Regions from separate parts of the Mus musculus genome. Here region 1 is linked to region 2. The links are chromatin loops, found by intact Hi-C in ENCODE. Cell type or tissue: heart. All regions are shown on one strand. Each heading gives the region's core, and the rest is flanking DNA. Links, peaks and the distances in the headings are about the cores only.

Region 1 (16,306 bases), core at 4,802-12,801, 46 kb before region 2:
GCTCCCTCCAGATATACTCCACTATGAGCTATGGTTCTCAGTGGCCCTCCTGACATTTACTGTAACACAGTTGGCCTTCTCTATGGGAATGTAACTTCCTTGTGAAGTCCAGGAACCATATCACTGTGACAAAGCACCTAAGATGACCAAGACTGGCCCGAATGGAGCCCAACGTGCTTCACTGATTCTTAACTTTTTATCTCATGATCCATTCTGCAGCGTGGCTAATAGTGACCCTTTTATCTGTGTTCCCCTCTTGAACATTGTTGACACAGAACATAAGGCAAGTGGCAGAATGGCACAGCAGCCATGGGTATCGTTTCTAAGTCACACCAGAAGAGGGCATCAGATCCCACTAGAGATGGTTGTGGAGAACCATGTGGTTGCTGGGAATGGAACTCAGGACCTCTGGAAGAGCAGTCAGTGCTCTTAACCAGCTGAGCCATCTCACAGCCCGGGGAATCATTTTTCAATACCACACTCCTCGCATGCCCACTGCTTTCTTTCCTTAGTCCCTTTCCTGAGTTCAAGATTAAGCAAGGCCCTTCCCTTGCCTCAACTCTTCCCTGGTAAGTGCTATGCCCCTGCCTCATGAGCCTTCTTACATTCCCATAGAGAAGGCCAACTGTGTTACAGTAAATGTCAGGAGGGCCACTGAGAACCATAGCTCATAGTGGAGTATATCTGGAGGGAGCTTAGAGGGCCCTTCAATGGTGGACTATCTCAGGGGGAAGATGGTGTGGGGGAGGTACCATATCAGCAGGTGACTATAAGCAGCCCAGCCAGCTCTCCCAAGTGCCTACAGTCAGCATTTGAGCAAACCGCTCCCAAGACACGAGGACGCCAGCCAGCCAGCCGGGAACACATTTGGGTTTGTTTATTCCCCACTGACTCCTCATCTTCTTCATGTTTGTGGTGGACCACGTCATTGGTGACAAAGAAACTTGTTCCCTCTGGATGCAGGTTTGAGAGAGGAGGCTCTTCTAGGCATTCGCGTCTTTGTAAGAAGCAGAGGAGTGAAAAGCAAGATAAGTCTCCTCCTTGAGGCAGCAGGGCCAGCTTTGCCGGTGGAAGGGGAGGTGGCTAAGCAGACCCATGGACAGCCTAGCTGGGCAGCAGAGCCAGACACCACCTAAAGAGTCCCTGGCACTCCAGGCACAGGCTCCGCCATGCAGTGACAGATGGGCGTGGTGCTCTGAGCACAGGGTAGCAGGCTTTCTGCCATTTGTGTGACTTTGGCTGCATTTACTGCAAACGTTCTCTGCTGATAAGATTCCTCTCAGTGCCTCTACTCAGCCTTGACTTTGAGGCGTTCTAAATTCATAGAAACTGTCCCTTCAGCTGGAAGGGAAGCAGTCATACTTAGCACACCCAAACCAAAGTGCTGTGTGTGTGTGTGAGCACGAGCGTGGCTATGTGGGCACACACGGGCCCAGATGTTCTGCAAGCTACGTTTTCTCTCTGACACCTCAACTCCAACTCCCTGTCTGGGAGGGGAAACAGTTCCAATGTGAACATATGTTCCTACGACTTCATTCCTCTCTCTCTCTCTCTCTCTCTCTCTCTCTCTCTCTCACACACACACACACACACACACACACAGTTAGTGAGAGAGAGAGACAGACACTCACACCCTCCCACATAAACAGTTTCACACGCACAAACTCACACACTGAATTCTCTGTCCAACAAACACTAGCAATTGTGGAGACTTCCTTGTTTTTTCACAGTAACACCCACATGTCTAACAAACCTCTGTAAGAACCGACCAGAGGTTTCAGAGAGGTGAGAAAAGAAAGTAGGCGGAGGAACAGCCTTCCTTAGCATCTCCATATGGTAAGCTATAGGCAGGTATAGAGCAGGAAGCACGGGAGCAGGGAAGGAAGGGAGAGAGGGATAAATCCCATCAGAGAAAAGTGGAGAGGTGAGGGACGGGACCTGAGAGAGAGTTCTTGCACGTGTAGCCAGTGACTTGGCTCAGAGTCCTCTTTGGGAGCTGAGCTGACCTCCGAGTTATTTCCAGCCCCCTCCACTCAGGGATCCCACAGAGCAGGGTGTGAAGCAGGACTCAGAAAGCAGCTGGGCCTCAGAATAGCAGCCAATGGCGCCCACGGGATTTAGAAGAACAGCTGCAGTTACCTCAGCTGCCTGTGGTCACACTTGCTCCCAAGCAGGAGGACAAATGCAAGAGTTCCCCACACGGGCTGCAGCAGGGCTCACTGTAGGATATCATCCATTGCAATTCACCCTGATGTCCGGCAAGCTGGCTGGGGCTCAGCACCTTAGGCAGCCTGTGTTCCTGCTGGATCTGGATGTAAGCCAGAGGGGCTCCCTGAAGGGGTTATGATGAAACAAACACAGTGGTTGGAATCTCCTACCAGCTATGGACATGACAGGACCCCAGAGCCTCCACTTGCATCCAGATAAATAGCAACACTGCCTCTTCTGCTCTGGGAGCTGCTGTGAGGACAACATGGCCTGCTGTTATGAGAAGGCAGCAGGGCGAGCACTGCAGGTAGGGCACCGGTATAAGCTGGGCCATTATCCATCACTAACATGCTCCCAGGAGCTGCACTATAGAGGCTCAGAATCAGCAGCACACAACCCTGAGGTGTCACTCCTTGAGAAGTCTTCCTGCCCAACAGGAGAAAACATCCGCTGCATTGCCGAGCTCAGGCTCCGCACACGCTGCTGAGGGAATGGCTGCTGTCCTTAGTTCATGGAGACTCACAGGCAGTGATCAGAGAGCTCAGTGGGCAGCCATGAAAATGCAGGGACAGCTCAGAGCCTCTGAGAGGACAGAACAAATAAATCTCCATCCCGACACACACAAGTGCTAGACTCTTTTCAAAAGCAGGCACATAGTAGAGACACACTGACATGGGGGTCAATCCTGAAGTAAACCAACCTCCAAACAGCCAATCCTGGGCCAGAGAGACAGCTCAGCGAGAGGCCTTTGCCACCAAGCCTGATGACCTGAGTTCAAGCCCCGAACCCACATGGAGAGAGGTGACCAACACCTGTCTGACCTCACATGTGTGTCTAGAACTTTCTATCACTGACAAGAACCTGAGATAACTGACTTATAAAGAGCAAAGGTGGTTTTGTCTCACAGTTTCAGTGCTCACGGTCACGTGTAACTATAGTGTCAGACCTGCAGCACATCATGGAGAGAGCAGGGGGAAGAGGGCTGCTCACCTCACAGAATCCAAGAAATGGGGGGGCAGTGTTCTGATGCTAGGGCACACCGCCCAGTGACCTAAGTCCTTCCTGCTATGCCCTACCTACTAAGAGCATCATAGGCTGGGGGGCTAAGCCTTCAACAGGTGGGCATTTGGGGACACTCAGGAGCCAAACATTGACAGCTATACACTCAAAATGCTTGAAAGGTAGGTCGTGTATCCCGTATTCCACCATAATAAACAAATAAGCTCACAAAAAGTGTTTTACTGAAGGAGAAATGCAAACAACGACTCTCTGGAAAAGGTTTAAGTTCGCTAATAACTTAAATACAAACTAAGGCTGTGTAAAACGCCATCCTCCGTGCTTCCTGTTAGTCGGCATAGTCTGAAAGGCGATGCCCGTGCTGTCCAGGAAGCCAAGGGAAGTTTAAAGGATTTGGAAGAAGAGGGTACGCAGTGAGCAGGGAAGAATAATGAGAGTACAAGGCAGAGTCTGGCGGTCTGCCTCTCCACTTCCTCCTTGCCAAACAGGAGAGCTGACAGAAGGTAAGATGGAGACCTGCAGGTGAGCACAGACCTGTGACTGAGATGCCATAAAGGAATGAAGGGAAGCCAGGCCTGAAGCAGGGAGGCAGCAAGAGGCCCCAGCAGGAGCGACCTTCAACAAGAACAAGGAGAAACCAAAGCATTTCTTTCACTGAACAGGCAGCAGGAAAAAGAGCCTCCTGAAAACCTGAGAGAAGCTGCACAGAACAGCCACAATTCCAGGATAGCCCCAGGCTCCTGCATCAAAGGGCCCAGCTTGTGATCTGGGACTGAGGTCCTGGAGTCACACCTTGGGAGGATTCAGTCAGACAAGAGGGATAGTTCTAAATCCAGGACACAGAAGGGAGGGAGCATCCTGAGAGCACAGGGTGCAGGGGGAGAGTCTGTGGAGAGTCTCAGATCTCTGCTCACACATCACAAAGGCGGCTCTCAGCCCTCTAATGTGAACTCTTTCCAAATTTGGAATCACTGTGAAAATGAGACACATGTGAAAATGAGGTAGGGGCTGCAGGAAACATAGTGATGTTTCCTGCTGAGGGCCCTGGTGTCCTGCCTCAGCAGAGTTAACCTCTGGACACTAGGAGGCCCTAAAGCCAGACCTAGAAGGGCCAGTTGCTCCTTCTGCACCTGCCTCTCTGTCACTCTCTGCCTATCCTGTGTAACCCCAGTGACTTTTGATCTTTTTCTTAAATTATCCCAGTAAAAGCCTGGCTTGGTCAGGTGCTTGAGTGGCTCAGTAACACTTGTGAAGAAGAATGCAGACAAAATTTGGAAAGAAGATCTCAAGTGATAGCCACCTCCACCCACCCAAGCCTTCAAGCAGAACTTACTATGGCCCCTATCAGAACGTCCTGGACACGCCATCCATGCGTTCTCAGACCCTGGGAACTTGCTCCAGATACTATCTTACCTCAACCCACATTCTGTTGCTGCAGTAGCTACTCCCAAATTCACCAGTCCTCCTTCACTGCTCACAGTCCCACCACCCTTCTTCGGTGCAAATTCCTCACAGCATGGTGTTGGCTTGGCTAGAGGATGATGACTTGGCCCCAGGAGAGACTGGAGTTGGAGAGGAACAGTGTCTAACAGAGCAGCTCGACACGCCTGTGCCTGGGCAGGAGCCAGGGTTTGAGGGATACTGAGGCCAGGAGGTGCCAGTGATGGGGTTAGAGATGGAAAGACAGCTATTGAGAGTCAGTGACCACTGGGAAGGGTGGAGCCAGGAGGTCTAGCCTCAGTGGAGTGAATTTTTGACTAACCTAGGCTACACAAGAACCTCTCAAAAACCAAAACCAAACAACAACCATATTAGCAATACTGGGAAATGAAATCATACAGTATTATTCAAGTTAAAAGACCCCTCATCACTGGGGGTGGTGGGACATGCTATAAGCCCAGAATTCAGAATGCTAAGGCAAGAGGATCATAAATTTGAGGGCTAACTTCAGATATAATGAAGACTAGCCTCAGATATAACCAAGACCCTGTCAAAGAACGGAAACGGGGCTGGGGAGATGGCTTAGTGGTGAAGAGCACTGGCTGATGTTGCAGAGAACTGGGTTCAATTCCCAGTGCCCATGGAGACTCACAACTGTCTCTAACTCCTGTTCTAGAGGATCCAACAGACTTCTGACCTGTGTGGTATTCATGGTGTACAGACACAGATGCCAGCAAAGCACCCATACACAAAATAAATCTTCAAATTTTAAAAAAAAATAAATGAAAAAGACCAGGCAGGAGGAAGAGACAGGCAGACATCTATGAGTTAGAGGTAAGCTGGGTCTACACAGCCAGTTCCAGGACAATCAAGGCTTCAGTGTGAGACCCTGTCTCAGAAAATGAACAAACAAAACAAAAGCAACAAACTTAAAAGCAGACAAGTGCCTGCACTGGGCTGAGGGAGTCCCGGCTTATCAGCAACTGTCCGGAGGCTCTTGGTTACAATGAAAATACAAAAGATACTTATAAGAAAAGTGAATGTTCTTTTTCTTTTTTTGAAACAAGGTCTCAGTACACATTCTAGGCTGGCTTTGAACTCACTGTGGGGCCCAAGGTAGCCTTGAATTTATAATTTTTGCCTCTCCCTCCTGAGTGTTTAGAGTTCAGATCTTCACCACCATTCCTGCGCAGAATATCCTTTTATAAAAAGGAAGTACTCAGCTACAATCCTGGAAGCATCAGGTGTTAGTCTTGGGGAGTAGAAACCTATGTTCTAAATTACCTGGTGGATACTTCGAATACTGCATCTGTGGCAAACCAGCCACAGTCCTAGCCAAGAGCAGACAGACACGAAAAAGAAGTGGAAAAGAAAGACGAAGAAGTGGAAGAAGAGAGAGGCGGAGAAAAAAGAGGAGAAAGAGGAAAAGAAGGAACGGGAAGGAGCAAAGAGGAGAGAGGGAAGGGAGAGGAGGCCACAGAGAACAAAGGCAGTGTCCCACTGTCTCAATCACACTCCTGCCTAACTCTCAGGACTCGAGAGATATCTTCAATAGTAAGATCCAATGCTTGTCACATGGAGAAGGGCTCCCCGCACATGGAGCTGGGGTAAAAACGAAGGCACAGTGAGTGAGGTGCAGGATTCAGAAAGCCTGCTCAAAACAGTGGCATTCAGTCTCCACTCCCTCTGCCCAACTCTCTCATGTTTAAAGACTCTGGTGACTCATGGTAAGCAGAGAAAGATGCTGAAGTCAGAGCCAGGGCTGCCCGAGTTCAAGAGCAAGGATTATTACTGCTGATACTCCCACAGACAAGCTTCTAGCGCAGGTAAGCTCCTATCCTTTGGACAGAATAAACTCCCTGCCTAGCAAAGTAATAAAACACGATGAAGCAGGAAGCAGAGAACATCCTCCACTTCCCCAAGGACACACACAGCCTTCTGGCCTGCAGGCTTGCATGCTCAGCTGTCGCCAGCCAGGACCGGGACTGACTGCTGCCATGTCTCTGGGATATGTGATTCCTGCACCTCTCAGGAGTCCTGCTCAGCAAACGGGATCCCTGGGGTCCAGGGAAGCCACCTCCATGGCCACACTCCAGGTTTTCATTTTATATAACACGACACTCCCACCAGAGAACATGTCTCTCTGTAACCATATCCTTGGCCACTGAGCTCAGTTGCTCCCTGGCTGCTCTCCCGAGTAAAAAAGAGAGGGTCACTTGGTGTCTCCCTTTACTCCAGAGACTAATTCATCCAGTGTCCTGGAAAGTCCCTTTAAGCCACAGCCAAATGCTTCATTGGCGCCAGATTAAGCTGGTAAGGGACAGGTCACTGTTCTCTGTAAGCTTCAGAGGTAAAAATCAAAAATCACTGTCATAAAAGGATAGGAAGAGTGTGATGATGAAGATGAAGATGGTTAGCAAAAACTCTAGGAATGATTCACACTGAGAAGTCTGGCTGATTGATTACAAATTCACTCCATAAGTCATTTGCTAGGGAGACCTGGGGGTGGGGGGGGAGGTAAAACACTCACGGAGGGCAGATAGGGTGGACCCTGGGGTTCTATGCTTTCTTGGAGTGGTTGGTGTTGACCTGGTGACATTAGCTTTTGATGAAGATATTACAGGAGCTGAATACATAATGGATTTGGCTCAGCCCAACCTCAGAGCTTAGCCAGCAAGCCCCCTGCCTGCTCCTCTTGGCAGCAGAACAGGACTCAGTAGCTGGACACGAGGTCTCTTCTCCCTGCCCTGCCAAGGATGGGCTGAGCAGGTCCCATCCCTGCCAACCCGCCCATCCCATCCCACCCTTTCCAGCGAAGCCACTGACCTTAGCCAGGAAGGCAGCGTTTCTGATGGCGCCTACCATCTCTCCCCCTCTGGGGTGGACCTTGGCAACGTGCAGCCACATCCGCTCCCAGGTGTGGCTATCGATCGGGAACCCGCTCTTGTTCACGTGGAACAGCACCCCGCCGTCTTTGTCCTCCTCCTCGGAGCCCCCGCTGGTGGCGAGGCTCACGGGCCGCGCGTGGCTGCTCCGGGATCGGGTGCCTTTGGTGATTTTGGGGTGGGGGCAGCGGTGAGTGTCGGCGGCAGAGCCGGTCATGATGAGGGGCACACGGCAAGGGGGCGGAGGACGCCGGCACGCCGGGGATCAGGGCCCCGCGGGAGGTTGGGGTGGCCTTTAACTCTCGCGGCCGTAGGACACACGAAGGGAACCCCGCTCACCGACCGGGCCTGAAAGCAGTGGAAACAGCAGACACTGCAGCTCAATAAGACAGGCATGGGGGTTCCCGCCTCGCTGCCCCAGACCCACCCTTCAGGACTAACGCGAGCTTCCAGCCCCGCCGATTACCTAGCAAGGCGGCTGGAAAGACGCCACGAAGCCTCACACCCAGCTGCACTCGGGGATGGGGAGGCATGCAAGGAGCGCGGGGTGAGGAGGGGACGGGGTAGGAAAAAGCAAGACAGCTGTGTAGCAAGAAGACTCGAGGGTCCCCTCCAGCTTCACGCATCCCTGGGTCCCCAGATGTGGTGGACTGCCACGGTCCCACAGCGAGCGGGCACGTGAGCGCCCGGGGTTGGCGCGAGGGAGCCGCAGCAGCCTCTGCTTGTTAGGGAGGCCTGGCGTCTTCCCGGAAGCCCCCCGAACCCTGGCGCGAGAGGGGCGGCTCCAGCCGGGGTTCCCGGGCAAGCGCAGCGCCGCCCCCTTCCCGCGGGTCCCGCGCGGGCACCGCGAGTGGCAGCTGCGGGCCGCCACGACGCGCGCGGGGCCCGGGGACCCACCTCGGGCCGGCCTCATTGCTGCAGAAGGCTGTTGGGGTTGAGGCGGTCGTCGCCTCATTCCATGTCCCATTCTCGAATGTTATTCTGTGACATATAACTGAGTCACCCGGGCAGCCGCCGATGTTCCGAATGCGGCCATTGGACACCGCAACAAAGAGGGGCGGGTCCCGAGCTTGGGACTCTACAACCCGGAGCTCTGCGTCTCTGCGATTGGTTCCAGGGTTCCCGGGCGGGAGGGGATACGAGTTAGGGAAGCTGGGCTGCCACGCGAAATCCGATGCTGCAGTATCCTGGGAGCCCCGCGGAGCTGGAGCGACTGTCCAGGGACTAAGATCCAGTTTCCCTCGGGCAGAGGCGCAGCAGCTAAGCTCCGGAGATGAGATAAGGAAGTAGTGGGCCTGGTGGAGCAGTGTTGGTCGAGGAGCTGGGCACAGTGACTACACAGGGCTCTGGGTGGCTCTAGGAAAGGCCAACTTTAATACTTATTTAAATTCTCCATTACAAGTTTCTCCCCAGATTAACAAGTGTGTACAGCCCTGAATCCTCTATTAGTAGATGTGGATAACAAGGTTCTTCAACCCAAGCTGCTGTGAGAGGCAATTCGAGCCCCTTCTGTTCTGTAGTCACTGTAGAGGGATGCTTGAAGCCAAGGGAGTGGCCTTCCCACAGCTTCTCCTCCTCTTCTTTGTCGTCGTCTTCCTCTTTGTCGTCTTCTCCTCCTCCTCCTCCTCCTCCTCCTCCTCCTCCTCCTCCTCCTCCTCTTCCTTCCTTCCTTCCTTCCTTCCTTCCCTTCTTCTTCTTCTTCTTCTTCTTCTTCTTCTTCTTCTTCTTCTTCTTCTTCTTCTTCTTCTTCCTTCTATCTCTCTCTCTCTCTTTCCCTCTCTCTCTCCCCCTCCCTCCCCCCCAGCCCGTGTGTGTGTGTGTGTGTGTGTGTGTGTGGTGTGTGGTGTGTGTGTGGTGTGGTGTGTGTGTGTGTGTGTGTGTGTGTGTGTGTGTGTTTATACGTGAGGCTGGAGTATTGGGTTCAGCGAGTTAAGATCACTGTCTTTAAGGAAGACCAGCACTTTGGGTTCAGCACCCGTTCTCAGCTTCAGGAGGATCACACAAGTTGGGCCTCCTGGGCACCTGCGCTCTCATGTTTGTGCTGACTCTGACATATATGCAAAGACATGTAATTTAAAAATATTAGAAATAAATATTTTTAAACCTTTTACATTTTGCATTTGTCGTGTGTAAGTGTGCAGGTGTACGGATTTGGAGAGCGTGTGTAAGTATGTAGGTGTACGTGTGGAGTGTGTGTGTGTGTGTGTGTGTGTGTGTGTGTGTGTGTCGAGATCAGAGGACAAAGTACTGGTGGCCATTCTCTCATTATACCACATAGGTTCCAGGGGTCAAACTCAGGACCTCGGGCTTGGTGACCAGCCAGTAACCACTGAGCCATCTCACCAGCCCAAAGTACCTTTTTCTTAGTGATAGTGTCTTCCTTCTTGCTTCCTCCATCCCACCCTCCCTCTCTCACTTCCTCTCTCTCTTACTTTTATTTTGAGAAAGAGCAAGCCAAAGTGGAAGAAGCCACAGACTGCTGACCCTGAGGTCCAATAAGTCTAGGTTTGTCTCTTGCTGAGTTGTGTATCCCAGGACACACAGTTCATCTGCTCTGTGAGGAAAACCAGAGCCCCTTTGGCTCTTAGGTCATGTAACTTTCTTTGGAACATCTAGGAGCCTGTCTGTCAACCATGGGAAGCAAATCTCCCAGCTGGACACCATGGGGAAGAGCCCTGCCTAGGACTAGTTTCTGGCTGCTCAGCTCTATGTGGGAGTTGGGATGGAAACCTCTATGAGGCAGGCAGGGTGGGAGCCAGGATCAGTAGAGGATCAATGGAGGCAACCTGGGTTCTAAACCTACCAGGACAGAGCCCTGGGCATGAGACTATGGATGGAGTCATCACTGAGCACAGTAACGCCAGTCTATGTCAGAACATTCTTAACGGTCCTCGGGCAACAAGCACACCTGGGAAAGAATCAGGAGGGAGAAGACAATGTGTGCCCAGGGAATCTCGTTCCTAATTAAAAGGAAACCCACCTGTTTGCTCATCCCAAACGCCCTTCTCTCCTGTCTGCAGTTCATCCTTAAGTCCATCTCTCTCCCTTCCACGTCCCTGGTACCCAGACCAGAAAAGGAACTCAGGGCAGCACTTCTGTGGACTGGGATTTGGCCTGCTCGCCCCTTAGAGAAAACAGCTCAAAGGACAGCAAAGACCAGGCTCGCCACCCTTACTGTGACGAGGCTGCCCACAGATGGACCAAGTCCAGCCAGGTCTGCTCAGCTTGGTCAGTCGGAGCCTGAATCCTGCTTTGCCTAAGTAGGAACCCCAGACACCAGAAAGAGATAATGGTCACCTTCCTGCTTTGAACTGTGTCTAGCATGGTCTTTTGACAGTGAGGGGAAAAGCTGCCAAGGTCTGAAGCACACACAGGACTAGCGATTTGCATGCTGCTTTGCATTGCTCCCTAACTGTGCTGAGAGCTGGTCTTGCCATACAGAGGATCAAGGCAGCATCCAGTGAGTGCTTGGTCTCTGCTGAGCATAGCCTGAGCCCTTCACATGTATGCCCTTACGTGATGCTTACAAGGATCCTGTGGGCTTTAAAGTAACACTAGGGAAGCTTGGGTAATTTCCACTAGGTCCAGACAGCAAAGCTGTGGTTTGGATGTTGAATGCCTTCCCTACAGCCTTTGGGTTCAGTTCTCAGTCCCCGATTTGGTGCTGTTCTAAAGTGGTAGAGACTCTGAAGCAGGACCTCTCGGGAGGTTTCAGGTTACTGGAGACAGGTCCTTGAAGGGAACTCTGGGGCCTGGTCTCACAGTCTCCTGATGTCATCCCCAGAGGTCAAAAAAGCATGTGTTCCCAGGAAAGTTGATTGGCGCCTCCCAAAGGGTGAGCCGAAGAAGTCTTCTCTCTTTCTAAGCTGACCGTCTCATGTACATCACAGTAACAAAAAGCTAACTGACTCGGCAAATATAAAAATAGTCCTGCTGAGCCTCTACTCTGGTAAAAAGCATAATAATTATTTTTTTCTAACTATGCACCTGTTTCTACACTGAACTTCGTTTGTTTGTTTGTCTGTCTGTCTCTGTTTTGTTTCCCGATAGGGTCTCTTCGTGTCTCTGTGGCTGTTCTGGAACTCTCTATGTAGACCGTTATGTAAAATGGCCTCAAACACACAAAGATTCACCTGTCTCTGCCTCCCAAGTGCTGAGATTAAAGGCACGCACCACTATGCCTGGTTTACACTGAGCTAATACCCAGAGAATTCAGGAAAACTCAATATTAAGCCTAAGTTGATAGCCTCACTAGGGGCCGAGAAACAGCACAGCCCCTCTGCTCTGAGAAGTAGTTTTCCAGATCCAGCCTGAGTCCCTCACACAGCTGAGAAGACAGAGATAACCCCTTCTCTGGAGAAGTCAACCCTGAACCCAGACTCAGGGATCCTGAACAGCTCAGGCAAACAACCCCATGAGAAAAATTAGTCATGTGTGTCCCCCACCCCAACGCAAGGCAAGAGTCAGCATAAATAAGTCATTAGAAACTGAACTCAGAAGTCAACTATAACATGTTGCGCGCGCTCAACAGGCCAGGAAGAACGACGCTGCTACAGGATCCTTCTGCACACATTTATTCAGTCCTGTTTCTTCTTTCTCCATATATCTCCCTTGTTTATATCTCCCTTGTTTTTATATCTCCCCTGTTTATATCTCCCTTGTTTTTATATCTCCCTTGTTTTTATATCTCCCCTGTTTATATCTCCCTTGTTTTTATATCTCCCCCGAACCCTGGGCCTCTCACTCCTTTTATACTCTCTCTCATCCACGCACCGCAGGCCACGCCCCCTCGCCAGTCGTGAGGCTTCAGCTAATCAGGGCAGCAGGGGCATATCTCCATCAAACTGGATTCACCTGAATCCTGGTACACCTGCGCAGCACTCAAGATGTTTGTGTCTTATATGAGGAAGTCAGGTGCAAGTCATATGACTTAGCTGCAGTCCCTGGCGCCTTTGGGACTGCCGCCACACCCGCTCCCCACAATTCCCCCTTTTTTCTTTTTTGGCAGAGAGAATGTCTGTAGATAGCCCCTCGCAACCATGCCCCTTACCTGTCTTTGGGAGACAAACAGCATTGGTTTGATCCCTGTCTTAGGTTGGTGACATGCCCAGGGAGTCTTATCACTGACTACCTCTCAATCATGCCAAGCCACTCCTGGGGAGATTGTGTTTTGCTTGTGGCAGGTGCATCAAAAGGCCAGGATGTTGATTAATCTATGGCCAAATCTTAATTGCTGCAAGCAAGCCTCATGGGTGAAGGTAGAGGTCTGATCCCCAGTGTGCAAGCATAGGGGCCCTACACAAAACCATACCTTAGGCTCATCACCCAGAGAGGTCTTGGCCAGCTCCCGTGTCGTTTTCCCTGGGGGAAGGGAACTAGGACACTGAACCTTCATGCAATCAGACGTGCCTTCCACAGGATGCCAACAGCAAGCTATCCTCTGTGCAGTGCTTAGCCTCGCACCCCACGGCATAACGCAGCATAATTTCTTTTAGAGCGGCAAACCGAATCTGAGGAGATTGTCCCGCCTCCACTGCAGCAAAAGCCTATGCTACCATAGCGAAAGTGCGGGCCGCACACTCTGCACCTAACACATGTGCCAAACACAAAACACACACACACTATAACAAGCATACATCCCAGGGCTCTCATCCCCGCTCATCTTCCCTGAAGCAAGGGATAGATAGCCAGAGAGGCTATCTCTTTAAGGGGAATTCAGGGATCAAAAAGGCATGGAAAAATGTGAACGTCATGTCGAGCTGGTATTGGCTTCTGGAACACTGAAAGGATCTCTCATCTCGGCTCCATCCTTTGTGCTTGTGGGATCATCCACCACATCCACAGGGGCAACTGGATCAGGATCCTCATTCTTGCAGCGTCTCACCAACCTCTCCAGCACCCAAAGAGGTTCCGTTTGGTCCTGTGGAAACACACAAACAGACCCTCTCGCCCACGTCAACACCAGATCTGGTCGATCCTCTCCAAATCTCCAGACAGAAGGTCCACCTATAGGCAGCTGCTAAAGAGGCATAGGGAGAGGACGCAGAAGCTAATTCGCCTTCCTCCTCCGCCTCAGCTCTTTTATTTTGTCCTTTCTGTCCACCTGATAACACTGTGTCTCCTTTCTTTTTCCTTTTTCTTTTTAAGCCCTTCTCTTTTTCCGACATACTTTCTTGTTGCTCTATAAGGATTTTCTGACCTGTCTTGACTGCCTCTACACACAGTTTCAAACAGTAACAGAGTCCATATATCAGAACAAACAAGACCAAAACTATCAGACCTACCCACAAAGGGTCAATGGGAGAAAAAAGCATAACTACACAGCGAGGATCTCTTGATCACTACACTGAGGTTATCATACTTCCTTAACTTGTCCCAAAACCGTGAACCTTAACTTGTCCCAAAGCCAGGAACCTTTCGTTACCTTGTGCCTGCTTCCTGGCAACTTAATGCTTACCTCTATTTTATCCGAGGTCCTTCCCAAACTCCTGGGGTCGCAAATTTCACTCACCGTGAACTTACCCTGCCGGCAACCACTGACTGCTGAAAGTTCTGAACTCGGTGGGGGAGTCGGTTCCCCGTACGGGCCACCAATTGTCGCGCCCGCTCTCGACCAGCAAGAACGACGTGACCACCAGTCCTTCTAACAGCAGTTTATTCAGTCCTCATCTTTCTTCTTTCTCTTCATCAGTACCTTTCCCCAGCTGAAGAGTTCTGAATCCACGCCGGATCCTTCTCAACAGTCTGTTTCACGGGAACACTTTATTAACCCCTTCTTCCCCGTTATGCAGTTCTGAATCCTCCCTGTAGCAGGGGGTCTTCGCTCTTGCCTGAAGATGTTTCTTGTCCCGGGTTTCGGCACCACTTGTTGCGCGCGCTCAACAGGCCAGGAAGAACGACGCTGCTACAGGATCCTTCTGCACACATTTATTCAGTCCTGTTTCTTCTTTCTCCATATATCTCCCTTGTTTATATCTCCCTTGTTTTTATATCTCCCTTGTTTTTATATCTCCCCTGTTTATATCTCCCTTGTTTTTATATCTCCCTTGTTTTTATATCTCCCCTGTTTATATCTCCCTTGTTTTTATATCTCCCCCGAACCCTGGGCCTCTCACTCCTTTTATACTCTCTCTCATCCACGCACCGCAGGCCACGCCCCCTCGCCAGTCGTGAGGCTTCAGCTAATCAGGGCAGCAGGGGCATATCTCCATCAAACTGGATTCACCTGAATCCTGGTACACCTGCGCAGCACTCAAGATGTTTGTGTCTTATATGAGGAAGTCAGGTGCAAGTCATATGACTTAGCTGCAGTCCCTGGCGCCTTTGGGACTGCCGCCACACCCGCTCCCCACAATAACATGCTTTGTTTAAAGTTTCTTCAGAGACAAAAGAGAGTTACAGACAGAGGAAAGTTAAAATTGACCAGTCAGATGTGAAAAAGATCCATTGGGCTGTGGGTCAGTGGGAGATGGCTGAGAACCTGCTGTGTAGGCATCGTGGGCGAGGGGCTGGGGAGTGCACGGCAGCAAAACTTGGTTTTGCGAGTGCAGAGGTTGCTTAGTGTTAATAATATTTACTCTCTTTAATTCTTAGTTATATTGGGGCCAGAAGCTGATGGCTTTGGATGAATTATCACCTTTTGCTTGGCGGTGTGTATGTGTGTGCATGTTGGGGGTGGGGGAGATTCGGTAAAGGATTTATGGCCAGCACTCCCCTTCCTTAACAGGTAGCCAGAAGCATCTTCCTGGCCAGGGAGCTCATTAACTTTTTGAACCAGAGAGAAAAAAAAGAAAGGGAAAGAATTAAGGTGCTTTATACAGGCAAATGTGCACACAGACAGACAGACAGACACACACACACACACATACATATACACAGACACACACACACATATATATCCATACACCCACACCCTGGCTGAGCCTGACTGTCACAATCAACTCCACGGGTATTTATGCATGCTAACATACATACACATGCCCATATATACATACATATACATATACAAATGTATATGAACGGACATATACAGTTGGATGGATGGATGGGACAGAGTCCCCCAAGCCACCATATCATCTTTATTTCCTTTTTGTGGCCTTAGATAAAAGCTCTTTAGAGAATTACCTCATAGTTGAGTTACACAAAATGGGAGTTACAGAAGGATGTGGCTATTAAGTTCTAAGAAGTATTTCACTCTGTAAGTTCAGTTTCATATGGTCTCGCCTTACCATAGTGCACACCTGTGGCTTCACCCTTGGACCTGAGTGCTTTTCCTTGAACACAAATTTGTCCCCAGTCTATTGCTCTTTTTAGTGTGATTGTGAACATTCACTGTGTTTCTCACTGCGCCCCCTTGACTTGCACATTCTATTCTTGATTTTGATTTTATTTATTTCTCTTTCTAGCAAAATAACTAAAGCCATCTCTTAAAACTTTCTTAAGATTATTTTAATGAAATCAGGAATTCTATAAAATCATTAATTCGTCTAAACAGCATTAACTCATGAAAGTTTATCTTTATGTTGATCTGCAGAAAATATGTTCAGTAGGGTGAGCTAATGCCCAGAGTAATTATACTAATTTAATAACAAAAGGAAAGGCATATCAGCTGCAAGAAGCAATCCTGAGATGAAGTCTCTTTGGGACTCTTGCCTCATAGAGCTCACCCGCCACAGAACATAAAATGTCTGCCTCCAGGAATGAAGGCAGACCTCCAGGAAGGCCACCTGATAGTCTTAGCCTATCCTACATGGCTC
Region 2 (16,306 bases), core at 5,396-13,395:
GATTCAGAGAGGTAAACTATCTCTTAGCAAAATGAAACCTGTACCTGCCAGCTACACATCTTTGGAGAGTCAGACTCTGTGCTATAGGAAGAAAATGAGGAACGAAAGGCCATCTGTCTATGAGTGTTGATTGCTGAGCAGCTATCTCAAGGCAGGAAATAAGGCCTTTCTTTTTATATTTGAAATGCAAACTTTTTCCCACTAAAAATCTGTGCCAGTAAAATAATTATTGATTTAAATAGCAATTACTTTCCAGCTGACATTAGGCACCCAAAGCTTCAAGAACACTGCACTCACACGGCTCCTTCAGTGATTAAAACCCAGTCATCTGGGGATGTTCAGAGCCCTACACAGTGACAATCAGAGCCTTGTCATTACTGGACAGACACCACACACTGTCTTATTAGAGAGCAAGCACTCCTGTGAATTCTGCCCCTATCCTGTCTCAGTTTTTGGTTCTCATTCATTAAATTGAAAAAAACCACTTGACAAGTTGCTATGAAGATCACACAAAATATGTAAAATTTTATAATTACCAATTGCTACACAAAATGTATTGTGTCTTTGGAAGAATATTTAATGTGGGGTGTGATGGTCACGCCTTTAATCTCAGCACTTAGGAGGCAGAGGCAGGTGTACCTCTGTGAGTTCAAGGGCAGCCTGGTCTACAGAGTGAGTTCTGGGTCAGCCAGGGCTACATCAAAAATAAATAATAAACACAATATTCAGTTTTTAAAAAAAATCAGACTTTGCTCAAGAGCTTGAAACACTTATAGACTAAGTAAAATATATTTCACTTTATAGCCGTGTAGACATTGTGAGTAGAAAAATGAAAAGCACAATTACACATTTAGTCTACACATCCTTGTGTCTAAGAAGACTAATATTAAATTAAATGTCTTTACCTCTATCGCTCTTGGTGCTGTGACCCAAGTTTTAAACTGATACACCTGAGTTAAATCATATAGTTCAGAGATGATACACACGAACAGATTTTACATTTAAGAGCATTATCATTTCTAAGAGGATATTTGGACTGAAACAAAATCCAAGGACAAGAAAAAAATAAAATGCTGTTTGTTGTAGAGAGACTCTCTTGTGTACTCTGTGAAAGTGTTAATAAAAAGCTGAAGAGGTGGGAGTTCCTGTGGAAAGATAGGACCTCTGGGACAGAGTCAGGCATAGAAAGATTTCGCCCCTGACTCAGAGGAGACAGACCTATGAACTGAGGAGAGGTGCCAACCACGTGGCACACACGAATAGAATAAACGGGTGGCGTAAGTTCTGTGCTGGTCAGAGAGCAAGCCCAAGCTTATGGCCTGGCATTTACTTATACGTAAATGGCCTCTGGCCTCGGAGCTGTTAGTTTGCATATGCGGCAGCTCACAGATGCCTAGACTTAAATGTGATCCCGCTTGCTTACGAACAGTGACATCTGGCAGATTCAATTTCTTTCTGTGTGTGAACGCCAGTAAGATGGGGAGAAGTATACTACCTCCCCAAGGATCTGGGGGATCAGGGAGAACAAGCAGTATGCGGACGTAGTGTGCATTTAGCCATGCTCTGGTACATATCTTCCCGCCAAATGTGAGAGGTGGGACTTCTTGAAGAATGAGAAATGAGTGTGGACTGTGACAGCTAGGGTTAGCTCCTAGGAGTCCCAGGCAGGGTACAGTCACATACACGCCCCATGAGGACAAGGAAGAGGCTTACACAAAGTGAACCTTTAAGGAAGTCTTGGAGGGAGACCCATGTCCACCTGTTTGATACATGCCACTTTGCTAAAAATTGTAACTTATTCCCATAAATATAAATATGGATTTGGTTGAATTTTTACTTCTCAGTAGAATCTAGACCGATGTAAGCTCACTTCTTCTGCTAAGTCAGGAGATTTTAGTAAGAATTTTCAAATTCCGTTTTCTTCCGCAGAAAATATTTGAGTATGATGACACAAGCCGGCTGTCTACTTACTGTCACAATCTCACACAACGGTTGCACAGTAGCTTGCATTTTTTGTTTCTTTTTTATTTTTGAGACAGGGTCTCATGTAGCCCAGGTTGGCCCTGAACTCGCTGTGTAGCCAAGGATGACTTTGAGCTCCTGACCCTCCTGCCTCTACCTCCCAAGTGCGGGATGACAGCATGTGGCATCATACCTAATTCTTTCCCTGCTTTTATACTATGCTTACAGTCATGAGGTTAAAACTGTAGAGCACTAAAGCATACATGAAAATAAGCCCCCTTTTGTCCCCTTGTTTCCACATACCCAGTTCTATTTCCATTCTCAAAACATAAGCCATAAGTATATCAATAACTAACTAGATATATAAATAGCTTGCTCCTTAATTTCTCAAACTACAAAAGATAATAAACCAAGTCATACCTATTTTGTTCTTTTTCCTGACTTGGAAAACTAAAAACCTATTTGTAACAGTTTACACATAAGTATACATATTGTGTAAAAAATTTCAACTACAGATGTCATTTTTTAATTTTATTTTAATTTTATTTTTATTTTATATATGTGAGTGAACTCCCTGCATGCGTATATGTGCACTACATTAGTGTCTGGTACCCACAGGGTTCAGAAGAGGGCATCCGATTATCTGTAACTGGTTGTGAGTGAGCTACAGATGCATGCTGGGACTGAACCAAGTCCCCCACAAGAGCAACAAATGTACAAGTGCTCTTAACCACTGAGCCATCTCTCCATTACTTAACTAATTATACATAGTTTTCTTTTTTTCCTTAAAGATTTATTTATTTTATGTATGTGAGTATGCTGTCCTGTCGCTGCCTTCAGACACACCAGAAGAGGGCATCAGATCCCATTACAGATGGTTGTGAGCCACCATGTGGTTGCTGGGAATTGAACTCAGGACCTTTGGAAGAGCACTCAGTGCTCTTAACCACTAAGCCATCTCTCCAGCCTTATATTTTTACTTTCAATCACTTGTATATGTGTGAGTTGGGTTCTGTGTATATGAGTGCAGTGCCTATGGAGATTCCCTATAGCTGGAATTACCGGAGGCTGTGAGCCACCCAATGACATGGGGGCTGGGAACACAACTTGGGTCCTGTGCAAGAGCAGCAGGTGCTCTTAGCTGTTGAGCCAACTCTCCAGCTCTGTTTATAAAGATGCCTTATATAATTATTCATCTCTTGTGAAGGGACGTTCAACTTAAAGATTCAGTAAGATGAAAGCATGAAGTTCATGTGATCTTATATAAATGGCTAAAAGAAAGACATTTTATGCTCAAACATACTGTAAGTACGAGATTAATTTCTCTAAAATGTACATAAGCAATATTTCATTCTTCATCAAGCACAGCAAATGTACCAACTAGAAAAGCAGATTGAAGAGGTCCCCTCACCAGCACAGATTAATTTTAAAACTTTTGTTAAGGTACTAAAACAGTAAGAGAAACGCGTCCTTTTTCAGCAGTGTGCACACTTCAAATAGACCACTGGCTGACGAACTGCAAACCTAGGAACTGAGACGCCACCTGCACATCCTCATATACTTCAGATGCTACTGAGAGAACCTTCTGCTCATTATCTCAAAGAAAATAGCAGATGTGGGCTGAGCTTCCTACACCTGGTCTCGCAGCCCACCTACCCAGGCAATCAGATGTTTCTCTGAAAACTCAACCTCATGTCTGCAGATCATAAAACAGGAAGTTTTCATTGATACTATAGCCAAGGTAAAATTGTAATATGAAAATCTAAAACCTCCAACTATAGCACAGTTTAATTATAAATGTTTATTTAAAAGAGTTGCCTGTGAACTCCAAAGTTCTTTTCCTAACCAAATCCATTTAAGAAATACTGAGTGCCTTATGATGGGCATTACCCAGTTACAGCAACATATACATATATATATGTGTATGTATTAGATACACCTTGCCTATCTTCTCCCCTGAAATCAAAATTGCTTCCCCTTAAACTTAAAAAAAAAAAAAAAAAAAAAAAAAAGCAGACCTTCCCAAAGCTTCCTCCAAGCTGGTGATGGCTGCTTGCAGCTGACTCTGACTGACTCCTTCAAAAGACAGGCCAGACGAGAGGACTCAGGGACGAATGATGGCAGCCAGGCTTTGCTGAAGTGGCCCTAACAAGCAGATAGTTGCCACAGTTTGAAATTCTGAACTTCTCAGTGCTGCCCAGGATCATTCTACAGGTCTTCATTTTTAGACCCAGTTAATTTTAAACTGGGGAAATTTCTTATTAAAGGGAAGGTGGTGGCCTATTTGCGTCATTTCAAAGCATGACAGAAACTAGCTGCAGGCTAGGAAAGTACCAGATGCACACCACACAGATGAATGTGGGAATGAAGCCAGGCAACATGTTTGAAATGAACACTCACCAAGTTGAGTTAGTAGGGAGATACATGGGATTGATTAGTCTTTAAACAGTTTAGAATGTTAAAAAAAAAAATTCAAAAACACAGAGTGGGCCATAACATATCCCTAGAGCCGTTCCACTCAGTACCCAGGCAAGACATTGCACAGCAAGAACAAAACAAAACCCTCATTGGAGACACCAGCAGCTGAACTTTTCAGGGTTAGTTATTCTCAGATTTGTCATGCATTTATCTAACCCTTAGGAAAAACAATTCACTTACCAATTATTGTTAAAAAAAATAAAAATGTGGAGATAAATGCTGTTCCGTAAAACATGGTGTTGATGTTATGAGCCAGGAGGTCTGTGTTATTCTGTGTGTGAGCCAGGAGGCCTGTGCTATTCTGTGTGCCCAAGGCAGGCACTAAAACAGGTGGCAACAAAAAACCAACTGCAGTTCCAAGCTGTAAAATAAATAGTCTTGTTAATAGCTGTCAATAGGAAGCGAAGAGTAAGCGTCGGCATTTAACAGAACATAAAGAGGAACAGCAGTGCGAGTAAGGGCGCACTGTAACCCGTGAGTCAGTCTGTCCTAATGCCTTGGTCACACTGTATTTTCTGCAAACTTCTCCCCTGCATCTATCTGAGAAGGGAATAAAGCACTCATACAACACAAGGGAAATATTTTCAAATCATATCTAATAAGAAATTATCATACAGAATAAAAGAACCTTTACAACAACAAAAAGATCCTAATATTAAATGGGCCATAGACTTGAAGATATTTCTCCAAAGATATATATATATATATATATATATATATATATATATATATATATAGTCAATACCATGTTGTTAACGGACATACAAATAAAAACTACAATGAGACTCCATCATATATCCACTAGGATGAGTGTGATTATAAGAACAAAACAGGAGGCTGGAGAGGTGGCTTAGTGGTTAAGAGCACTGACTGCTCTTCCAAAGGTCCTGAGTTCAAATCCCAGCAACCACATGGTGTCTCACAACCACCTGTAACAAGATCTGACAGCTACAGTGTACTTACATATAATAAATAAATAAATCTTTAAAAAAAAAAAGAACAAAACAGTTCTGGTAAGAACAGAAAACAATGGGAGAAATTGTAGTCGCCATCATGGACACAGTCAACAATTTCTTCACAAGCTTAATGCAGAACTGAAATACAATATTTCAGTTCCACTTGTAGGTACATGCCCTAAAACTAAAAATGAATCATCAAATAACTATACACGAATTTTCACAGCAACCCCATTCACAAATCCAAAACATGTTTAATAACCTAAATGTTTATCAACTATAACTAAATCAGACACAAAAAGTCACACATTAATCAATGTCATCTATATAAAACATTCCTCACAGACAAATCCATACAGAAAGCAATTAGGGGCTGGCAAGACGGCTCAGTGGATAAGAGCTATTGCCACTCAAGCTTAAGGACCAGAGTTCTAATCCCAGCACCCCATAATAAGCTTGGCATGGTCCTGTGCACCCCTGTACTTACAGCACTGGGGGTGGGAACAGCGTGATCCCTAGAGCCTGCTGGTTGACAGCCTAGTGAAAAACCTGAGTTCCAGGTTTATGGGAGACTCCATCCCCAAAAGAATAAGGTGAAGAGTGAGAGAAGGCATCCAAAATTCTCCTCCGTCTTTCAAGTGTGCACTCATGCAACCACCTCTGTCCTACATGTATACCTGAATACTTGCACACACGTGAAGAGATTCCAAGAAGAAGGAGAAGGCAGGTCGATGAGTGATTACAAAGGAATGTGGAAAACTCTGGGGAGAGGGAATGAAAACTAAGCAGTCATGAGCATAGAAGCGTGTATTTGTAAATATGTAAATAATAAGCGTGAGACCGTGATGCTGCGTGGAGAGATGAAAGTGATGCTGTAAGGAACAGTGGGAGATGGCTTAGCACTAACCGCACCGACTGCTCTTCCAGAGGTCCTGAGTTCAAGTCCCAGCAACCACATGGTGGCTCACAACCATCTGTAATGGGAATCTGATGCCCTCTTCTGGGGTGTCTGAAAGAGCGACAGTGTACTCACATAAAATAAATAAATCTTGTGCCGGGCATGGTGGCGCACGCCTTTAATCCCAGTACTCGGGAGGCAGAGGCAGGCAGATTTCTGAGTTCGAGGATAGCTTGGTCTACAAAGTGAGCTCCACGACAGCCAGAGCGATAAAGAGAAACCCTGTCTCAAAAAACATAAATAAATAAATAAATAAATAAATAAATAAATAGATAGATAGATAGATAAATCAAGAGAGAAAGAAAGAAAGAAAGAAAGAAAGAAAGAAAGAAAGAAAGAAAGAAAGAAAAAAGAAAGGAAGGAAGGAAGGAAGGAAGGAAGGAAGGAAGGAAGGAAGGAAGAGCTGGAGAACTCTACGTGGAATCAAGAAAGTTGTTCTGCATTAAAAATGAACCTGAAGAGAGCTTAGTGGTAGTATGTATGCAATTACATAATCTGAACAGGAAGAGTATCGTAAGCAAAGGGAACCAATGTTTCTGCAGAGGCCCTTGTGCAATTGCAAGTCTGGCATTGTTTAAGAAACCAAAGAAGTCACATTAGAAAGATTTGTAACTCACAGTAAACACTTCACATTAAGTATTTTGAGAAGCACTGGCAAGCTTAAAGGGCCTGTATTTTCAAAGGTTCTTTCTAGAGACCTGAAAGTTAGAAGCCACCATTCAGGAACCAGACACACTTACATGAACAAGATCTATTATTACTTTGGGAAAATTACTTCATTCCTTAAAGTCTCAATTTTCCTATTTATTGAATGCAGAAAATAATAGTTTCTAAACTTATAATACCAAGTTAAATGATACATGCACACAAATCACAAGCTTAGTGACTGCGTGCTGCTGCTGAATATTATTATGCATGATCATTCCATAAATGAAGCTGAAAATGTGTTTTGGTGATATTGAACAACTGTACAGTTATAGAGGTCAAGAAAGGAGTGAGACTACCTCAAGTGAATATAGGAAGCTCCAGATATGTGCTGAGAAGAGCGAAGTCCACCTATAAGTAAATATTTCCACTTATTATCCATAAAATTAATACTTCATAAATATGGAGTTGATATTTTTGTTATGCTTAATGAAGCATTTACCTCGAAAACAATTCAGAACCAAAAAAATACCTTTTAAAAAACATCTGCTATCTAAACATAAAGAAACAACCGGGGGCTGGTGAGATGGCTCAGTGGGTAAGAGCACCCGACTGCTCTTCCGAAGGTCCAGAGTTCAAATCCCAGCAACCACATGGTGGCTCATAACCATCCGTAACAAGATCTGACTCCCTCTTCTGGTGTGTCTGAAGACAGCTACAGTGTACTTACATATAATAATAAATAAATCTTAAAAAAAAAAAAAGAAACAACCAATCAATGTATCAGTAATAAATTGTTTTTGATACATAGCAATTAAGTGACTTAGAAAAAGAAAGTAACTAATAAAATAGGCACACATATTTAGTCTCTTGGGGTATTTTAAACCATGATCTTGACCCAAGTGAGACTTGAAGTAAGAAAGTAACATTTTCTAGTTACATGGCGGCAGGTAACAATATATGTATAGAAAGGATTATAGATTTTTTTTTTAAACTAGATTTCCTTCAACTGAATGAATACTAAGCATCTTTTAAAATGTGACATTTACAGTGGTGACAAAAACATCAGGTGTCACAAGTGCCCTCTAGCAAAATTTTAAGTTACAATAACAAGCCTAAAATTAACAAATGCAAACATAATATTGTGGTGACTCATGGTGGTGTTTGGGAGCCTGAAGCAAGATTGTCAAGTTTGAGGCCAGCCAGGGGGACACTGTGATTTCCAGACCAGCCTGCCCTACACAGTGGAAGAGACCGTTTTAAATAAATAAATCACATACAAAAACCTTTTACCTACTATTATTTCTGTTATTCTAGTGGCATTTGAATTTATGATGGTAGAAAAAAACAAGATCATTTCTTAAGGAAGCCTTGACTTATCCCACTAACCATTCTTGATCAGTGATTTGCCTTCCACTGTCTCACGGTTAAGAACTAATAGCTGGACTCAGTAATACTGCCAAGTCTTTATCACCGGAGCATTTATTGAACATTCACTTATACGTGACCAGTAGGTGCCAAGCTGGGCTGACTACTAATACTAATACAATTAAATCAGGGCTGTTCCAAGGACATTTAACATGGAAACAAACTTTCCAGATCTCAAGACCTTTCTTCTGCAGTGGCGACAAAAACACCTGAGATCTCTTTTACCGCCAGTTTCCAAGCGTGCCCGTGTGTGCGCCTGTGTGTAGGCCAGAGGGCAACCTCGGTGTCCTTTCTCAGGAGCTGTCCTCCTCACCTGTCAGTGCTGGCTGGGAATACACCCTGGAGCCACCGTGCCAGGCTTTTCTCGTGGTGCTGGAGCCCAGTCTTCACGCTTCTATAGTATGCACTTTACCCACAGACCGTTGCCCCAGCCCGGCCTATGACTTCCTACCAGCCTGAAAGGATCCCAGTTATCTAGACGTTCCAGTCTTTACCTGATTGCCCAGCACTGCTGTGGCACAAGCCGTCGACACCTCCTTGGGTCCAAACCATACCGAGGCGACGGGGGAGGGCAAGCCCAGGATGAAGACCTGGGCCACGGAGCACAGGATCTGCCCCAGCATGGTGACCCAGAAGAGGTGCCGCTGCACGCTGCCGCACTTGACCCAGGCTCCCAGGCAGTTGAGGCCGGAGCCCAGCAGCGCCGTGAGCCGCAGGCCTCGCGTGTCCAGCAGCCAGGTGGCCGGGAAGATGAGGGGCACGTAGGCCACCATGTACACCATGGACAGCCAGTTGATGTGCAGCGGCGACACCTCGTAGAAGTCCTCGAACACGTTGCTGATGCTGCTGTACTGGATCCACTGGAAGGCGTTCACCAGCGAGTAAAGGCTGAAGATGAGCAGCACCACGAAGCGCCTCGGCGACAGCGCTGTGCGCGGGGGACACGCGGGGCATGGGACGTCCTCCCCGTCGCCCGCGGGCAACAGCCGGGCCTGGGTCTCCTCCTCCGCCGCTATCAGGGCTTGCGGCCCGCCCTGGGCTCCCGCGATCAGCGGGCCGAGCCCGGGGCCTCCGTTCAGCGCCTCAGGCCCGTTTTGCGGTACCAAGCGCGCCTCCCCGTCCGGGGCGCCCTTGGGCACTGGAAGGTATCCCTTCCCCAGCGGGTGCCCGGGCGCCACGGCCGGCCCCACCTCGTCATCGGGCCGCGCCATGCCTCCCGGCTCCCCGCCCCGCCGCCCCTTAGTGCTCCTCGCCGGCTCCTAGGTCCCACCCGGTTCAGCGCGCTCGCCTGCGCCGCTTGCTGACTAAGTGAAGCAGAGCTCACCGCGCCTGGCTCTTGCCGGCAGTCCCCGCCCCCAGGGCATCTCGTATCGCGTAGTGCGACCCTCCATCCAATCATTGAGCGTTTCGGAAGTCCAGAAAACCAATCGGGGAGTTGCCGAGAAGAGGGGCGGGGTCAAGCTTGTGAAGATGTAAGAGGAGCCCAAGGCAGGCGTTCTCTACGCTGTGGTTTGCTGGAGCTGCCAGGCCTTTCTCTGCGCTCGCTCCGCAGCGTTTAGCCTCAGGTTATCTTGGAAGGAGAGCGCCAGAAAGCATTTCCGTCCGCCCAAAGAAAGAGGCTTCCTCAGAAGCAGGCCTTTGCGTTGATTGAGCTGAGCGGCTCCATCCACGCAGAGGACTGAAGGAGGTAATGGACAGGTGCAGCCCCTGCCTGCCTCCTGTACCCCACCAGTAACCAAAGTCTGTGCATAAGCTAACCGTGTACTTGCACATCCCGGGACCGGATGAGGGCAGAGCTCCGGAAGCATCAGGGTCCTACTGGGCCTTAGACAAAGTCAGCCTGCTACCCTTTGGGAAGCTGTGCGTGCAAACACGGGGTGCCAGGACTTAAGATTTACTCACTCTCTCTCCCTCTGATCCTCCTTTTTAGACAGGGTGTCACCCGGGACTCTGTAGGCAGGTTGACCCGAATTCATGGAAATCCACCTATCTCTGCTTCCTGAGTGTTGGAATGACTCTGGCGCTAATGAGCTCACAGTGGCTGCAGGGGACCTGCAGAAGACCAAGCCCATAAACCTTTAGTCATGGGGAGATAGGAGAACTATTAACAGTTTGAGGGTGCAGAGGGACAAGGCATTGTCTATGGTGATACAGCCGCTGGGGAGTTCCCCATGCTGTGAATAGCTCCACAAAGTATTTTGTAAATTAATTCATTTCTTTAGGAAAAGTGAGGCTCGTATAGAGCGAGACTGTTCAGGGGGTAACGTCTCTTTCTGACAACCCGGCAAACCTGAGTTCAGTTCTTCAGCACCCGCAGAGTTGTTCTCTGACCATCACACAGGTGCCCTCCCCAACAAACACACTATGTTAAGAAAAGAAGGGAAACCCTGTAAGTTCTTCCCAGCACGGCTTTGTAGATGTTCCTTTGGAGGTTGTTTTAGATTATTGAGTAACTGAATTAGATTATTGAGTCTCTGAAAAAAAAAAAAAAACTAAATGAGGAACCCAATGGACTTAATCTGCGCTCAAAACGTTTATTTTGTGAATTTATAAAAATATGAATTGTGTTTTTAATGCTCAACAAAATTTATCTTAAGTATTCAGAGATGTTAATGGTCTCATGGACTGTGGAGCCTGTGAAGGCTCCTAAACAAACAAATAAACAAACAAACATGCTCAAGCTGAGCACACGCCTGTAGTCCCAGTTATTTGGAGGCGAAGGCAGAAGAATCATCCAGGCCCACAGATTTAAAGGGAACCTGGCAGCCTGGCCAACAAAACAGGATTGCATTGGAGACTTTTGTTTACTTGTTTTTCTTTTACTTATTTTTGTTTTGTTTTCCATATGGAATCTCAAATAACCTAGACTGGCCTTAAACTAAGGAGCTCACTATGGAGCAGAGAATAACCTTGAACTCCTGCTCCTCCTGCCTCAGCCTCCCAAGTACTGAGATTGCAGGCATGTGCCATCAGGTTCAGTGTTAGGCAGTGTTGAAGGCAAACCCAAGACTTCTTGCATACCAGAGAGCCACTCTGCCGCCTGAGCTACATCTCCAGCCCAAACTGTTTTAAAAACACAAATGTTCAGAAAGGGGAGCCAGGGGTCGAATGTTGGGTACCTTTCTGTCCTTGCCCAGTCATTTAGATTACTTGCAAATTGACTCCCTTTCAAAAGTCCCAAACTGGAAAAATATAGTAGATATTATTTCCCTATAATCTGGTGAGAATTGGAGATCATCTCTTACCAGATCTGACAGATAACCTCTTCCCTGCATGGAATCAGGGGTTCTTGTTTGTTTAGGCTCCTTGTGCTTAAAGGGCATTTGTCCTCTCTTTTGTTAACAAGAAGAGTTGGTTGACAACAACTCCCGAGGTTTCTGGAATGGTCGATCAGCTCTGATTTTCCCTGCAGATGTTTATGTTACTCTTGCTCTCCTTCTCATGTGCCCTTCTTGCACATGACAGAGTTCTGTTTATAACACTGTAACCATACACAAAGTCTATTTATTACCTAGGGAGTCTGTGGGAGAGGAAAAGGACATCATAACTAAGGAGGGGCTATGTGGGTGATATATATATATATACATGACATATTAAATATATATGTGTGTGATATGTTGTATATATTATATTATGTATTTTTTAAAGATTTATTTATTTTATATGAGTACACTGTTACTCTCTTCAGAGACACCAGAAGAGGGCATTGGATGTCATTACAGATGGTGTGAGCCACCATGTGGTTGCTGGGAATTGAACTCAGGACCTCTGGAAGAGCAATCAGTGCTCCTAACCTCTGAGCCATCTCTCCAGCCCCATATTATGTATTTTTATTTTGTTTTATTTTCCCCCAGACAGGGTCCCTCTACGTAGCCCTGACTATCCTGAAATTCCCCATAAGGATCAGGCTAGCCCCAAACTCACAGAGATCCTTCTACTTCTGCCTTCTGAGTGCAGGGATTAAAGGCATGTACCACCATGAGTGGCCATGTGGACCTAAAATCTACCTTTAGTTTTTACTAGCTGTGTGACCTTGAGCACTTAACATAGCTGTGTTGTAATAGGATGTCAGGATCCTTTCTGGGACTACTGTAATGATTAAAGGATTGAACAATGCTTGGTACGTGGTATGCTTTCTCGGTTTGTTTAGTAATCTAGTGTGGGGTGGTAAATACAAAGCTTCAAAGGCTAGGGTTCAGATCCAAGCTCTTGCATCCCCCCCCCCCTCGTGTGTGTGTGTGTGTGTGTGTGTGTGTGTGTGTGTGTGTGTGCACGTATGTGTCTGTAGCTATAAGATGAGGATAGTGCAGACATTGTTGTGAGAAATAAAAAGTAAGTAGCTAGCACACATTCTAGGAGGGTCTGACCTCTTCCTGTATTAATAATATTAAGTACATGTTATCACCTTGTTATCTGCTCACATCTTACTTAGTGTTTCTCCTGTCTCATTCTTTTTTTTATTAATTTAGGCCTAAGCCTGCTTGGATTGTCACACAATTGTTCACACCAAGTACTTTCAATCTGAACTTACAATGGCAGAGCCCATACCTAAAGGGTGTCTTCAGTATACTCCTGAAGAGAAGCACCTACGGACTTCTGTAACAAGCTCCTTGCATAGCAAGGATACCTTTCTTTCACCAGAGGCAGTCAACAGTTGGATAGGACACCGATTTCCTTACTTGGACAGCTACATGGTTGCTGCCGTCATCCCCGACAAGATTAACAAACTGGTCTGACAGGGATCTTGTGGATATGATTCCTGAATTCCACGGAATTCTTAGAAAGCTGAGCCATGCGGTGTTTGAGATTTCTCCTGATGTTGTTGCCCTATGAAAAGTAAAATAGATCCATTTAAGGGAAGAACTAGATACAATTCATACACCTGTTTCACAAAGCTCCATAAAAAATGAGTACAGAAAAAGAAAAAAAAAAAACTCAGCAATGTCTCTTTGTAGTTTTGATTAACTTCCTCAACCTTGAATTTTCTCTCTTGGGGTAGATACTTATTAACCAGTGTGTGTTTGGGTGTAGAGTATAACATGAACCTTAATCTCTGTTAGAAAGGATACTGGGAGCATCACTTGGCCAGGAGTCAAGACCAGATTGAACTATATCATGAGGGTTAAGTGCCGAGTAGTGGTGATTCGAATTTGTAACAGTAACAGTTTAGAGATATGAAATCTGGCCAGCACGTGGGAGTCAAGGTCTAAGACACCAGACACCATCAGAGGTGATGTGGCTGTTCATGAGCAAAGGTTTCCTGTGGTCTAAGAAACTCAGAGGATAAGGTAGAGAACAGAACCTGCTGACAGACGTACAATCCATTGTGCTCTGTGGGGAAGTGGACAGAGTCACTTTCTGCTGCTGCCGCTGGATCTCTCTGCCCTCACAGAAGTGGCTATGCCACTCTAGTCTGGAAAAAAACAGTTGGAACTGGAAATCGGTGGAGTCCAGAAATGAAAACCCTCCTGAGTGCACTTTCCCGTCTCGCTGAGACATTTTAGCTATGCGCATATATATTGCATTCCTAGGATAGCGATCTTGGGATTTTCCCTCCTGCATGGTTTTTCTTGCTTTTGGTCCTTTACAGCAACTGAAGTTGTCAGTGATGAGGGCACGTTGATCGGGCTGGAGAGATGGCTCAGCGGTTAAGAGCACTGACTGCTCTTCCAGAGGTCCTAAGTTCAATTCCCAGCAACCACATAGTGGCTCACAATCATCTGTAATAGGATCTGATGCCCTTTTCTGGTGTGTGTCTGAAGACAGCTACAATGTACTCCTATAAATACTAACTAACTAACTAAATAAATAAATAATAGAGCACGTTTTAAAAAGAGCACATTGATCCTCTACATCTTTGAATTGAACATCAAACCTGGGCCAGCCATTGCACACTTGTTTAACCTCGCTGTGACGGTGACAAGTATTGTTCCAGCTCTGAGGTTCTCACCAACCTCAAGTTCCTTTAAGCATTTTAATTCCAAGAGATTCTTAAATTCTTAAATTCTGTCTGATTCTGAGACAACAGTGTTACACTGTAGCCAGCCTGCACGTGTTATACTTCTGAGACAACAGTGTTACACTGTAGCCAGCCTGCACGTGTTATACTTCTGAGACAACAGTGTTACACTGTAGCCAGCCTGCACGTGTTATACTTCTGAGACAACAGTGTTACACTGTAGCCATTCTGCACGTGTTATACTTCTGAGACAACAGTGTTACACTGTAGCCAGTCTGCACAGGCTTAGGAGATACTTGACTCTGTTTGAGGTTTAGTGAGGGCGCTCTTGGTAGATTAAAACTGTCCATCATAGAGTCAGAGAGATGACTCAGCAGGCAGTTAAAAGCATTTGAAGAGGACCTGAATTCCAGTCCCAGCTCTCACATGGTGACTCACAACCATCTGTAATTCTGGTACCCAGGAGTCTGAAACTCTCTTCTGGCCTATGCAGGCACCAGGCATGCATATGGCAAAATAAACTAAGTCAAAACATTCTTAATCACTCATGATGGGATTGTTTATACAATGGAAACGGAAAATGCTGCATTTAACTATTCAACACTACTGAAGTTCAAAAAAAAAATCTGTTGTGGTTTGAATCATCAATATCTCCCCAGGTCTTGTGTGTTAAAGGCCTGGTCCTCAGATGATGGTTGTTCTGGGAGGCGGTGGGACCTTTGGCAGAACCTAACAGAAGGGAGTTAAGTCATCATCATTGGTAGGTCCTTGGAAGGGACGTTAGGACCCAGCACCTTCCCTTCTCTTCTCTTCTTTGTTACCATGAAGTGAAATGCTTTATCCTCCCTAATGCTCCCTGTCATGATATCCTGCTGATGTGTTTACAAAAAGATAAGGGGAGAAGGAATATGTTTTGGTGGGTGTTGGGGAAGGGGGTGCCTCAGCGGGCCCATGCCAAGGCATCCCTTCCCCCCTGAGGGACCAGCCACACAACCTATATAGTACAGAATAGAGTTTACTCAGGGCATGGGGAGGGGAGTTAAGAGGGTATTAGAGATGGGGTGGGGGGAGAGAAAGAGAGAGAAGGGGGAGGAGAGGGGAGGGGAGGAGAAGGAGGAGTAGAGGGGTAGAGGCAGGCCATGAGCACCTGAGCGGGTAGGGAATGGGGGGGAGGGGAAAGGGGAGAGGAGATAGAGCAGGAGCAAGAAGGCAAGAGCAAGAGAGAACAGAGGCAACAAGCAGCCCCTTTTATAGTGAGTCAGGCATGTCTGGCTGTTGCCAGGTAGGGCAGAGTTTAGACAAAATGCTAACACCTGCTCCACCAGAATACCAAAGTAAGGCGTGAAACACATGGCCTGGACCTCTGAGACCATGAGCTACAATAAACTTTCCCCCTTTAAGCTGATTTTCTCAGGTATATTGCCAGTCATGGAAAACCTGACGAACGTATTATCTAAAATACTTAAAATAGTATTTACAAATTTAAACTTAGATCAAAATTATTCCTTTAAACATTAAAATAGAGACTTGAGAAACACCTCGGCAGTTAAGAGCACTGGCTGCTCGTCCAAAGACCCAGGTTCAATTCCCAGCACCCACACAACTGTCTGTAACTCCAGCTCCAGGGGATTTAACACCCTTACACAGAGAGACATGAAGATAAAACACCAATGCACATAAAATACAAATAAATAAAAATCATTTAAAATAAATAAATTGGGGACTAGAAAGATGGCTCAGCAGTTAAGAGTCCTGATTGCTCTTCCAGAGGTCCTGAGTTCAATTCCCAGCAACCACATGGTGACTCACAACCATCTGTAATGGGATCCAATGCCCTTTTCTGATGTGTCTGAAGACAGCAATATTGTACTCACACACATAAAATAAATAAATATTAGTAAACAAACAAACATTAAAATA

The links. Hi-C counts contacts between places; a loop is a spot of excess contacts. Peaks named below come from ENCODE experiments on the same cell type or tissue, not always from the same donor. Only the 100,000 strongest peaks of a DNase experiment are listed, where the experiment ranks them.
Region 1: it touches region 2 in a loop (2.0-fold over the local background); 1 of 42 quality-filtered maps calls a loop at or near these places.

What each region holds. Positions count from the first base shown.
Region 1 is chr1:190,970,690-190,986,995 of GRCm38, forward strand. Vash2 (vasohibin 2) reads right to left here and starts at 8,309. Exons shown (of 8, transcript NM_144879.2): 1 at 8,017-8,309; 2 at 7,492-7,898. The coding sequence starts at 7,767. In heart, for the core only: no CTCF peak of the experiment used is centred there; a DNase peak (open chromatin) is centred at 8,652; H3K4me3 peaks cover 4,098 bases; H3K27ac peaks cover 5,008 bases.
Region 2 is chr1:191,016,456-191,032,761 of GRCm38, forward strand. It overlaps Flvcr1 (feline leukemia virus subgroup C cellular receptor 1), which reads right to left and starts at 9,735. Exons shown (of 10, transcript NM_001081259.1): 1 at 8,922-9,735; 2 at 4,621-4,801. The coding sequence starts at 9,638. It overlaps A230020J21Rik (RIKEN cDNA A230020J21 gene), which reads left to right and starts at 8,896. Exons shown (of 2, transcript NR_027298.1): 1 at 8,896-10,114; 2 at 12,897-13,326. In heart, for the core only: a CTCF peak has its summit at 9,749; DNase peaks (open chromatin) are centred at 8,756 and 9,796; H3K4me3 peaks cover 2,628 bases; H3K27ac peaks cover 2,267 bases.